Linked DNA regions of Homo sapiens: region 1 is linked to region 2. Evidence: read pairs that join two places in POLR2A ChIA-PET (ENCODE). Cell type or tissue: Panc1. All regions are shown on one strand. Links, peaks and the distances in the headings refer to the core of each region. The heading gives the core; the rest is flanking DNA.

Region 1 (5,393 bases), core at 149-5,148, 800 kb before region 2:
TATTTGCCAATATGTAAGTGCATGAGACTGTTATATGTCTGTCTCTTATCTTAGTGTTATACAGGCTTGTTGAAATAAAGAATAGGATATGCATATTATAAAGTAGCTGCCCTAGATCCTTGTATAAACATGTTTATCATTAGAAATTTTTTTTTTATTTTTGGCAAGACAGTGCAACAAAACAAGATAATCAAAAGATAAACTCACAAAAGTTGATCCATGAAAAAAAAAATACTACCAAAGAGAAAGGGAGAAAGATGGAAAGAGAGATCAAAAAATAAAAGTTTGAAAAATAATCTGATTATTAATGCATAAGTAAATACATTTATGTAATTCAGATTTTAAAAATTCAACTTCTGCTGGAATTAACCAATTTTCTTTAGTTTCCAAAATTCATTAGCTATCTATCCACACACTTCATTTAAATATGAAGTTTCAGACCAGCAGGGTCTCACCTAACCAGTATGCAAGATAATTCTTTTTATCAAAAAAGTAACCAAAGCTTTAATAATCTATACTACACCAAACAAAATATTGGCACCCTTATCCAGCACACAAGTCAGAAGGCCTCATAATATGTGCCATATAATGAGTGTCCTGAAGTACCCTTATTTGTCCTACAATTTTAGCATATTGTGATATACTGAGGTTTGCATATACCTAACTAAGTGAATTGAGGGATTGTATTACCTAATTTTAGCTAACTCTCACAAACTGGACAAATGGCTTAAAAAGCTTCTTGCAAAGAACTTGTAAATTAAAAGTAATATTAATAATGCAAGCACAAGCAAACAAGAAAAGGCAGAACTGACACCTCTCTTACTCCTAGCACAGATTCTTGTATCAGTCACATTACAACGTGAAAACAATGACAATCCTATCAGGTCTGACCAAAAGTCAGCTAAAAGGTCAAAGTTATCAAGTAGAGTATTTGACACATGAGACTTTTATCAACTAAGTTAACAAAACCTTGCTCTAAAATGTGCATTATGCTGATATACTAGCTAATGTAGCATTAGCATGAACCATAGCAATTAGCATGACTTAAAAAAATAAAGTTATGTCATCCAGTATAATTTATTTTTCTCATTCTTTTAAAATTTCTATTTTGATTCATAATATATTAATATGGTAGGTCATGTAAATAATTTCTAAATAAATATGTATATATAAGAGCATATATTCAAAAGTTTGGGAGCCCCTTGTTTGAAAAAGAAGCAAATGTACAAAAATGAGTCTGATTGATGAAATTATGAGATATGAAAGAAACATGAAATGAAATTGTAGTGCCAATGAGAAGGAAGAGCCAAGAAAAAGAACAAAACAGCGCAATCAGTACCTTCAGAGGGTCACTGGAGATGAAAATGATCAAGCAGGGAATATCAACATTAAATATTCATCTCCTAATTCTCAAAGAAAATGTGCTTTATCAGTGAATTAAAACTTTGCACACAGATGGCATCTTTTTCTCTCAAATAATCTGAAGATTTACAGCTTAGATAAAGGTATGAATCTAGAATTCTTAACAACACTCAAATGGATAAAAATATATTGTTATTAGCTGTCAAACAATAACTTATCTCCTAAATAATAATATAGAATATTATGTCCTTAAGGAACATACTATTAAATATAATAGTATGTAAAACAGATCTTCCCTGCTTTGAAGAGATCATGTTCTTACATGATCAATAAGCAGCTAGAAAAGCAAATGAGCAGAGTAGCTAAACCAGCTGCGACCACAGTAAGCCAGTGTCCTTGTGAATGAAAAGAACAGAACAGCATCATTTATAAAGAAATCCAGACAGTGGGAAGGTTTTAAGAAATCCATCTAGCTCTAAATCTAACAGAAATCGAACTACATGCCAAACCAGAAAACAAATTCAAATTAAAAAACAGTATGTTTTTAAAAGGCTGTTCTGTTAAAACTACTTAAGAAACTCTTTCCACCAGGCAAAGATTTCACTTGGTACCAGACTGACCATGTGTGCTATAGACACATTATGAGCAGCCAGATACAACAAACATTCTCCCTTCTCCAGGCATATGATTTGTGATTTAGTATGAGCAGGGCTAAGGATAGAAAAAGACTCTAACATTCAAAAAGTATTCTACTCCCATCCTCAAGGTTATCCTGTGGATTACCTGTCAAATTCCCACAATTGTTTTGTGGCAAGGATTAAATTTCCCTTGGACCCTTGAAAGAAGCCCATGCTTACAGGTCAAATGCAGCAGCCCTGAATCTGAATGCCTTTCCTTTGAACTATTTCTCAGGGTCGAAGAATCACAAAGATCCTAAGACTTGCAAAAGCTTTAACAGAGCCTTTGAGAGCACTTTACATCAGGGCATTTTACATCCAAAATTCCTGAGTAGGGCTCAAATGGGGAAATGTGAAAATAATTTAGGATATTAAAGGGGCAAACAGTTTACCACTAAATAAATTACTCCAGAAACCCTTTGGCAGCTCAGGGGCCCAAGCATGCAATTTCTTCCCAAGAAGGAAGCTATACATGCAAACAAATGGAAATTAATGATATAAAGCATTTATTAACTTATTCCTTATTATTTACAAGAGTAGAGTGCAGCAGAAGTACAGAAAATTCCAAATTGAAAATCCATTACTAATTCAAAAGTCATTTAAAAGATTTATCTTCTTAATGATGTTTTGATTAGGTTACCACTCGGATTATTTTGTATTTCCTAAATACAACAGCTGAGAGTTGGCCAGAGTAGACTAAGTGACAGGAAAATCCAGAGCATAGAAATTAGCTGATGTGAGCCACAAGCAGAAAATCAAAATGTAACCTTAAAAATGAGAACAAAGGGGACTTCCTCATACCCAAAAGAGAGATTAATCCCTGCCTGCACTTGCATATTTGTAAGAATATCTGGGTTAAGAAAGAACACAGATTTGTGAACGATATGGTAAATGTAAATATAAATAAGACAAAGTAAGCACAGAATTAAGTGAATAAAGAGACAGAAAAGAATGAATGGACAAGGAAATTTGAAAACTATATTTTTTTATTAGGTTCTTTTCAGAAATTCTGGTAAATAAGGCTACTGATTTTGTTTTCTTAAGTTTGACAAGGGAAAAAAAGACTAGTGACCATGGCTCCACCTTTTAAAAAGAACAGATAAATAAATGCCTAGGAAGTACCTTTCAGAGAAAGTAGAGAATATTTAATAGATAAGTATTTTCTCACCTAAGACCAAATATTTTTAAAATCCACAGAAATGTTCCTATTTATTTTCAGAAATTCATGCAGCCGTGTTGGCACTGCTATTCAACAAACTTCTTAAAGAAACAAAGGGGAATCATCCAGGTTTTTATATTTGGCTCATTATTTATAGACTGTTAACACTCATTTCTTGTTTTTACCTCAGGATCCAAGTTTCTGAAAACATACATTCTTGTCTTCTCCATCATTGCAAACAAATCAGGATTATCTTTGGCCCACTTCATATCCCAGACATCTCTTCGTTCCAATTTTAACAACTCTCCAACTACTTGCTGTCCCGTACTGTCCGTTACTCGAGCATCCAAGTCAAAGAAAGTCAGAACTCCTGAGATGTCTATGATAGCAAGACGGCTAAAAACAATGCAATTAGAGAAAAGGAAAAAACTATAAAATTACTATCAGCAATCATGAGAATAATTACCTATAGCCATTCTTCTTCAAAATCAGATTATCAGAAACCTGGAATACAGTAGAAATGGCTTAAAATTTTGTTAAATAAATTTGATACAAGATATGGACTACTCTCTATTTTGCTCTCTTCTGAGGAAAATGTATCCAGAGACAAAACCAATTGGTATGAAATATAAAATAGTCTCAATGCTTTTAAGCTTTAAGAGTAAAAAATTATACTAGTACTTCCACACGCCCAATTAAAAACATTTAAACCAAATGCAGTATAAAATAAAACCATACTGAATTTTAAGACAAGTTCATAATAGACACGCCCATCTTTACATTTATTACATATAAATCTAACAATCCCAACTGATCATTTCTAAGTCTAACATCTACATGAGCAGAGTTTTCAGGCTTACCTAGAGTTGCAATTCAAGGATAACTGGTAGGCTCGACAATTAAGGGAATATTTTTGAATCAAACCAACATTAGGTAGACTGTATCTCTGAATGGTGCCAGATTCACGACCCTATGGAAATTACTTTTGATTACTTAAGCATACGTGTATCATAATAATATTAAACTACAACTATTTCTCTATATGTCTATACATTTGTCTTAAAACCAAAGTGATGTCACAGCAAATTCTCAATTCTGATAATGAATCATGTCCTTAAGTACATATTTACCTACTAATTTAATTAAACCTTTTTCAAACAGCTGAAGTATTCTAATTTTTTTTCATGTAATATTCAAGAAAGAAGTCAGAAACCTAGCACTTTGGCAATACACAAATTCTTACATCACAAGGAAAAAAAATCTAAAGTTATTTATATTTGTTATCTAGGTTAATATTCAGGGCACATTAAAAGCTAAAGCAAAGTACTTGTTGAGTTAAATTACATATGTATATGAAAAATCAACAGAAGATCATATGATATAGCTGTTACTGAAGGTCTAGGTTTTTATCCTATAGTCATCTATCTGATACTAGTTTTTAGCAAAAGGAAAGATGATCTGAATGCAGGGATACTATGAATATTAGTTTAAATAAGTTTAAAAAATAAAGCAGCATATAATTTTGTACACAACTCAGGGCAAATCTTAAGGTTGACATATCAACAGTAAGTATAATGCCATGAGAGAACTGTGGGTTTCAAACCCTTGGCTGCCTCAGGCCATGGCAGTGGGACAAAGTGGAAGCCTCCACACAGCTGATCTTTAACTCTCTTCTTTTTAATCAGAGAACCACTGCTTTTGCAGCATGAGTCTCATGAGGGCTTATCAGAAAGGAGGGAATACTATAGAAATACTATGCTCTTAAGATTTTTCCCCCCATAAAATTAGCTCATGGCTGAGGAATGTAACTAGAACTAGAATATATACTATTAAGGTTTTGTTTACATAATTCAAATGCAATAACCCCAGCAGCATTACTGTATAAAAGTAAACATTAATTTCTAAAATTAATATTTTCAAATCTCAGAGCTCAAGAAAAGACACTATGCCATTGATTCTATTTGAAAAATTCAGCTGAAATTTGCCATAGGCTTCTCTATTTTACTGGCTGGCAAACATGTTACCTCGTCATTCTAAGTCTTATGAAAGTGGCTGAGCCAAAGCACTTTCTCCAACATAAAATATCGGGCTACACAAAGGAGGAAACTTTCTAATACCTACTACCACCATGCAATCTGCCCCACCACCATGCAATCTTCCACAGGGCTCATTCCACTCAGTGTTAGAAACTGTAA
Region 2 (5,393 bases), core at 204-5,203:
ATTTCTATTCTAAATTTGTTAAGGTGTGCTTTATGGACCATAATGTGGTCTATCTTGGTGAATGTTCCACGTGATCTTGAGAAGAATGTGTATTCTGCTCTTGTTGGATGAAGTAGTCTATAGACGTCAATTATATCAAGTTGATTGATGGTGTTGTTGAATTCAACTAGGTCTTTACCCATTTACTGCCTGCTGGATCTGTCCATTTCTGATAAAGGGGTGTTGAAATCTCCAACTATGATAGTGGATGCATATATTTATGCTTGTAGTTCTATCAGTTTTTGCCTCACATAGTTTGATGCTTTGCTGCTAGGCACATGCATGTAAAGGACTGTTATGTCTTCTTGGAGGACTGACCTCTTTATCATTACGTAATTACCTTTTTTATTCTGGATAACTTTCTTTGCTTTGAAAAGTCGGCCTTGTCTGAAATATAGCTACTCCTGTTTTCTTTTGATTAGTGTTAGCTTGGTATATTTTTCTCCATCCATTTACTTTTCATTTACATGTGTCTTTATATTTAAAGTGGGGTTCTTGTAAACAACATACAGTTGAGTCTTGTTTTTTGATCCACTCTAACAATCTTTTAATTAGTGCTTTTCTTTTTCTTTTCTTTTTCCTTTTTTTTTTTTTTTTTTGAGACAGGGTCTCACTCTGTCACAGCAGCCTTGACCTCCCAGGCTCAAGGAGATCCTCCCACTTCAGCCTTCTGAGTAGCTGGGGCTACAGGCACACACCACCACGCCTGGCTAATTTTTCAAATTTTTTGTAGAGATGGTCTGTCTCCCTATGTTGTGCAGGCTGGTCTCAAACTCCTGGGCCCAAGTGATCTTCCTGCCTCAGCCTGCCAAAGTGCTGGGATTACAGGTGTGAGCCACCACACCAGGCCTATTTGGTGCACTTAGACCACTGATGTTCAAAGTGATTACTGGTAGTTAAATTAATATAGACCACATTTGTCATTATTTTCTATTTTCATCTTCCACATATTTTCTGCCTTTTGTGGTTTTAATTGAGCATTTTATGTGATTCCATTTTCTCTCCTTTCTTAGCATGTCAGTTATACTTAAAAAAAAAAAATTCTTCTAGTGGTTGCCCTAGATTTTGCAATATCCATTTACAACTAGTCCAAGTCCACTTTTTTTTTTTTTTTTATTATACTTTAAGTTTTAGGGTACATGTGCACATTGTGCAGGTTAGTTACATATGTATACATGTGCCATGCTGGTGCGCTGCACCCCCAAGTCCACTTTTAAATAACACTATACCACTTTATAAGTAGTGTATCATACAAAAACAAAATAATCCTAAGTCTTCCCTCCTGCTCCTTGTGTTGTTGTCATTCATTTCACTTATATGTAAGCATACATATAACATATAAACATACAAAATCGAAAGCACTGTTGCTATTATTATTTTGAACAAACTTATCAGTTAGATCAATTAAGAATAAGAAAAATGAACATTTTAGTCTTTGTTTATTCCCTCTCTGATGCTCTTCTTTTCTTTATGGAGATCTGAGTTTCAAACCCCTATTATTTTCTTTCTGAGTTTCCTGGATCTGAAGTTTGATGTCTGACATTAATTTAAGAAATGTCTCTGTCATTATTGTTTGAAATATTTCTTGTTTCTTTCTCTCGTTCTTTTCCATCTAGTATTCCCCTTATGCATATGTTTCACCTTTTGTAGTTGTCCTGCAGTCCTTATTCTTTTTTTTTCTTTTCCCAGTCTTTTTCTTTGCTTTCCAATTTTGGAGGTTTATGTTGAGACATTCTCAGGCTCAGAGACTCTTTCTTCAGCCATGTTCAATCTACTGATAAGCCCATCAAAGCCATTTTTATTTTACGGTGTTTTTACTCTCTAGCATTTCTCTTTGCTTTTTCCTTAGGATTTCCATCTCTCTTCTTACATTGTCTACCTATTCTTGAATGATGCCTTCTTTATCTGTTATAGCCATTAGTATATTAATCATAGTGGATTTAAATTCCTCATCTGATAATTCCAGAATCCCTATCTGTCTGGGTCTGAAGCTTGCTCTATTCTCCTCAGATTTTTTTTTTTTTTTTTTTGCCTTTTGGTATGCCTGGTAATTTTTTCTTGGTAGCTGGACATGATGTACCAGGTAAAAGGAACTTTTATAAATCAGCTTTTAGCAATGTAGCAGTTAGGTGGGGGAAAGGGGAGGGGAGACATTCTATCATCCTATGATTAAGTCTCAGTCTTTTAGTAAGCATATGCCTCTGGTGTACAAACTTCTAAGTGTTTCCTCAGTATTCTTCTCCCCTCTTTGGTAGGACAGGATGGCTAGAGTTGTCTGGAGTTTAGTATTTCCCTTCTCTGATGCAGAAGGTTAGAGCTGACAAGAGTTAGGTATTTCCCTTCCCTTGGGTCAGGCTCTAATAATACCCCAGCAGGTTAGGATTTAGCTAACTAATTTCTCCTGGGGGCAGACCTTGTTAAGAAGAGCACAGTGCTCTGGCATATTTCAAAATGGTTCATTTCACCTTCCCCCTGCCAGAAGCACATAGGGATTTTTCTGCAATATTTACTTGGAGAATCTAATTGAGCTCATGTAGGTAAGTCTAACAAAATTGTGGTGTTTCCCCATGAGTGGGTCCTCCTGGAGTTTAAAACTTTCAGAGTTGTTCATACTGAACCTCCTATAATTCATCAATTACAGCTCAGGTTTTTCTACCATGGCACTGCTTCCTGTGGGGGTTTCTGTTTGTGACTGCATGCTCTAGTAACTTGTGGCTCTCGGTATTTGCCAGTCTGTCTCTCTAGTCTTTTGGGGACAGTGGTTTTCCCTGTGTCCTCCCCTATCCTGGGTCCGATAAGAATTGATTTCTCAGTTTGCTTAGCTTTTTACTTGTTAGGGTTGGAGTGGCAACTTCTAAGCTCCCTACATGTGGAACTGGAAACCAGAAGTCCTAATAATATTTCTGTATATGTCTTTTGGTGCATGTATGCATGTACTTCTGTTGGCTGTATCACTTCAAAGTAGAAACACTGGGTCATATAGTAGGCATATATTCATCTTTAGTAGATAATTACAAAGAGTTTTCCAAAGTAGTTCTACTAATGCTCTTGCAACAGTGTACAAGGCACACAAAGATTTCTATTTCTCCATATCCTTATCAACACTTGTTACATTTTGTTTTTCTAATAGACATCTTAACAGGTGTTAGGTGATATATCATTGTGGTTTTGATTTGCATTTCTCTGATAATTAGTGATGTTGAGCACCTTTTCATATACCTGTTGGTCATTTGCATTTTTTTTGAAGAAATGTCTATTCAAGTCCTTTGCCCATTTTTAAATTTCTAAGACAGTAGAATAGATTTCAAGTGTTCTTATCACAACAAAAGATAAGCATGTAAGGTACTGCATAAGTTACTTAGCTTGATTTAGTCATTCCACAATATATGCTTATTTCCAAACATCATATTGTACCAATCTATATACTTTCTATTTGTCAAATAAAAATATATATTAAAAAATAAGATATAATTGAGGCTAATAACTAATCAAGTAAATGACTGAGCATATGTATGTTAATTAGCTGTAATACATGATTTATAATAAATGATCATAACAATTTAAGCAATAAATAATAATTGAATCAAATATGTATGATGGTAGTAAGTCACAAGTCCTATGACGGGGCAGATAAAATAATAAAAGAGGACTAGAAATTGCTAGGGGTGGTGGGATAGTTTTAAATAGGGTGTTCAGGAAAGGCTTTGATGAAAGGTGACATTTGTGCAAAGGCAGTTAGGGGGTGAGCTAAGAGATGCTTGGAAAAATAAATTTTGTGGGGAGAGGGAAGAGCATGTGCAGAGGCCATAGAAAGCTAAAGTGGTGTGTTTGAGTAAGAGCCAGGTGAACAGTATTGCTGGAGCAGAGTACTTGAAGAAGAGAGCAGTTCAAGTGTTTACTAAAATGTCCTCAATGATTTAAAGAATATAAATGATTAATTCAGTTAATACCAAACTAGAAGAATGTACCACACAGATTCCAGACTGGTTATGTAACCCATAGTACATAAGGAACTTCAGATTGATCAAATCAGCTGGCAGAAACAGGAAACAATCCATTACTTTTATAAACGATCCTTTACTGTGACCCATGTTAAGCAAAACTGCATGTAAGGGAAACTCTAAAAATATATAAGCAACCACAGGGTTATATTTGATTGATCTATATCAATAACAAATTGAGAATTAAAATGCAGTCTGAAATAATGGGAATGGACCAAAACAATAAGGAAGTTCTAATATGTACATTGAATGCGTCACTGCCTTGTAAAAATATAAGAAGACCAAAGACCTTATCACAACTAATACTTAGTTGATGAGACTGGTTTTCCTCTCTTGCCTTTGGAGAACAACAATTATTACCTGCTGGGTGACACTTTTCCTAGATATTGTAATGATAATTTCAATGAAATTTGCAGTCCAAATTTGATAAATCACAGTAATAAAAATTTTTCATTCTTCATATTGGTAAAAAAAAAAATCACCTAAGTCAAGGAAGTATGCCTAATTTGATAACACAGCTGTGTGGTGAAGGTTTCCAAATCTGTGTACACGACCAAACATTTTCTTATGTTACTATCTCATTAAAAAAAGAACTCCCATGTTAGCCAATTCATTCTATCCTAAGAAAACATTTTCGCATATTTCACATTCTCTTCTGTTATCTACCAGAATGAACTTTTGATAATGAAGCACAACCGTGTTTTCTTGAACAGTACAGGAAGGTAAATATGCACACTGGGAATTTTTATACTGGATACATTTGCAGGGGTTAGAGGAAAGTATTTTGATGCTTATTTTTCTTGAATTTATTATTATTGTTGTAATCATTTTTTAGAAAAGGAGCTAAGAAACAATTTGAGGTATGGCCACAAGGTAAGAAGTATGGTGCTTAGGTGTGGATTGTGCACAACCTGTTTCATTAAATAGGCTTTAAAAAAACAGTAAATCTTCAAAATCCTTGAAAGACTTCACCTGTTTATATAGCTTATTACAGATGCATCCATTTTTCTGGGAGAGCAGCAATGGTGCCTATGTGTTATGACTAAGTGAAGCTGCGACAAATAGTACTTCAACATCTTCAAAAAAACATTATCACTGCCACCCTGCCTATTTGTTTATTAGTTTAACCCACCCAATGTATTTATGGCAGGGTGCTTCTCCACCGTACAAGCAGAAAACAAACAAAAAAATAGCACACAGTTTCTCTTTTTATGTGACTGCAATATTTGTAAGGCATGTCTTAGCCAACATGCAATGTCAACCAGACAGCCTTCAAAGATAAACTTGCTAGCTGTCAAAACATAGGTCTAGAAGTAATCCTAGTTTAGTTTATCTCCTCTTCCCATAAGGCCA

Evidence for each region. ChIA-PET counts read pairs that join two places held together with the same protein. Peaks named below come from ENCODE experiments on the same cell type or tissue, not always from the same donor. Only the 100,000 strongest peaks of a DNase experiment are listed, where the experiment ranks them.
Region 1: POLR2A ChIA-PET joins it to region 2 with 6 read pairs; 2 of 35 experiments call an interaction of 5 or more read pairs at or near these places.

What each region holds. Positions count from the first base shown.
Region 1 is chr2:19,942,403-19,947,795 of GRCh38, forward strand. It overlaps WDR35 (WD repeat domain 35), which reads right to left. Exons shown (of 27, transcript NM_020779.4): 15 at 4,059-4,168; 16 at 3,384-3,594. Among named protein-coding and RNA genes, the nearest start is that of TTC32, 43 kb to the left of the region's middle. In Panc1, for the core only: no CTCF peak of the experiment used is centred there; no DNase peak of the experiment used is centred there; H3K27ac peaks cover 442 bases.
Region 2 is chr2:20,742,174-20,747,566 of GRCh38, forward strand. The region is part of intron 4 of LDAH (lipid droplet associated hydrolase); the gene reads right to left. Among named protein-coding and RNA genes, the nearest start is that of GDF7, 78 kb to the left of the region's middle. In Panc1, for the core only: no CTCF peak of the experiment used is centred there; no DNase peak of the experiment used is centred there.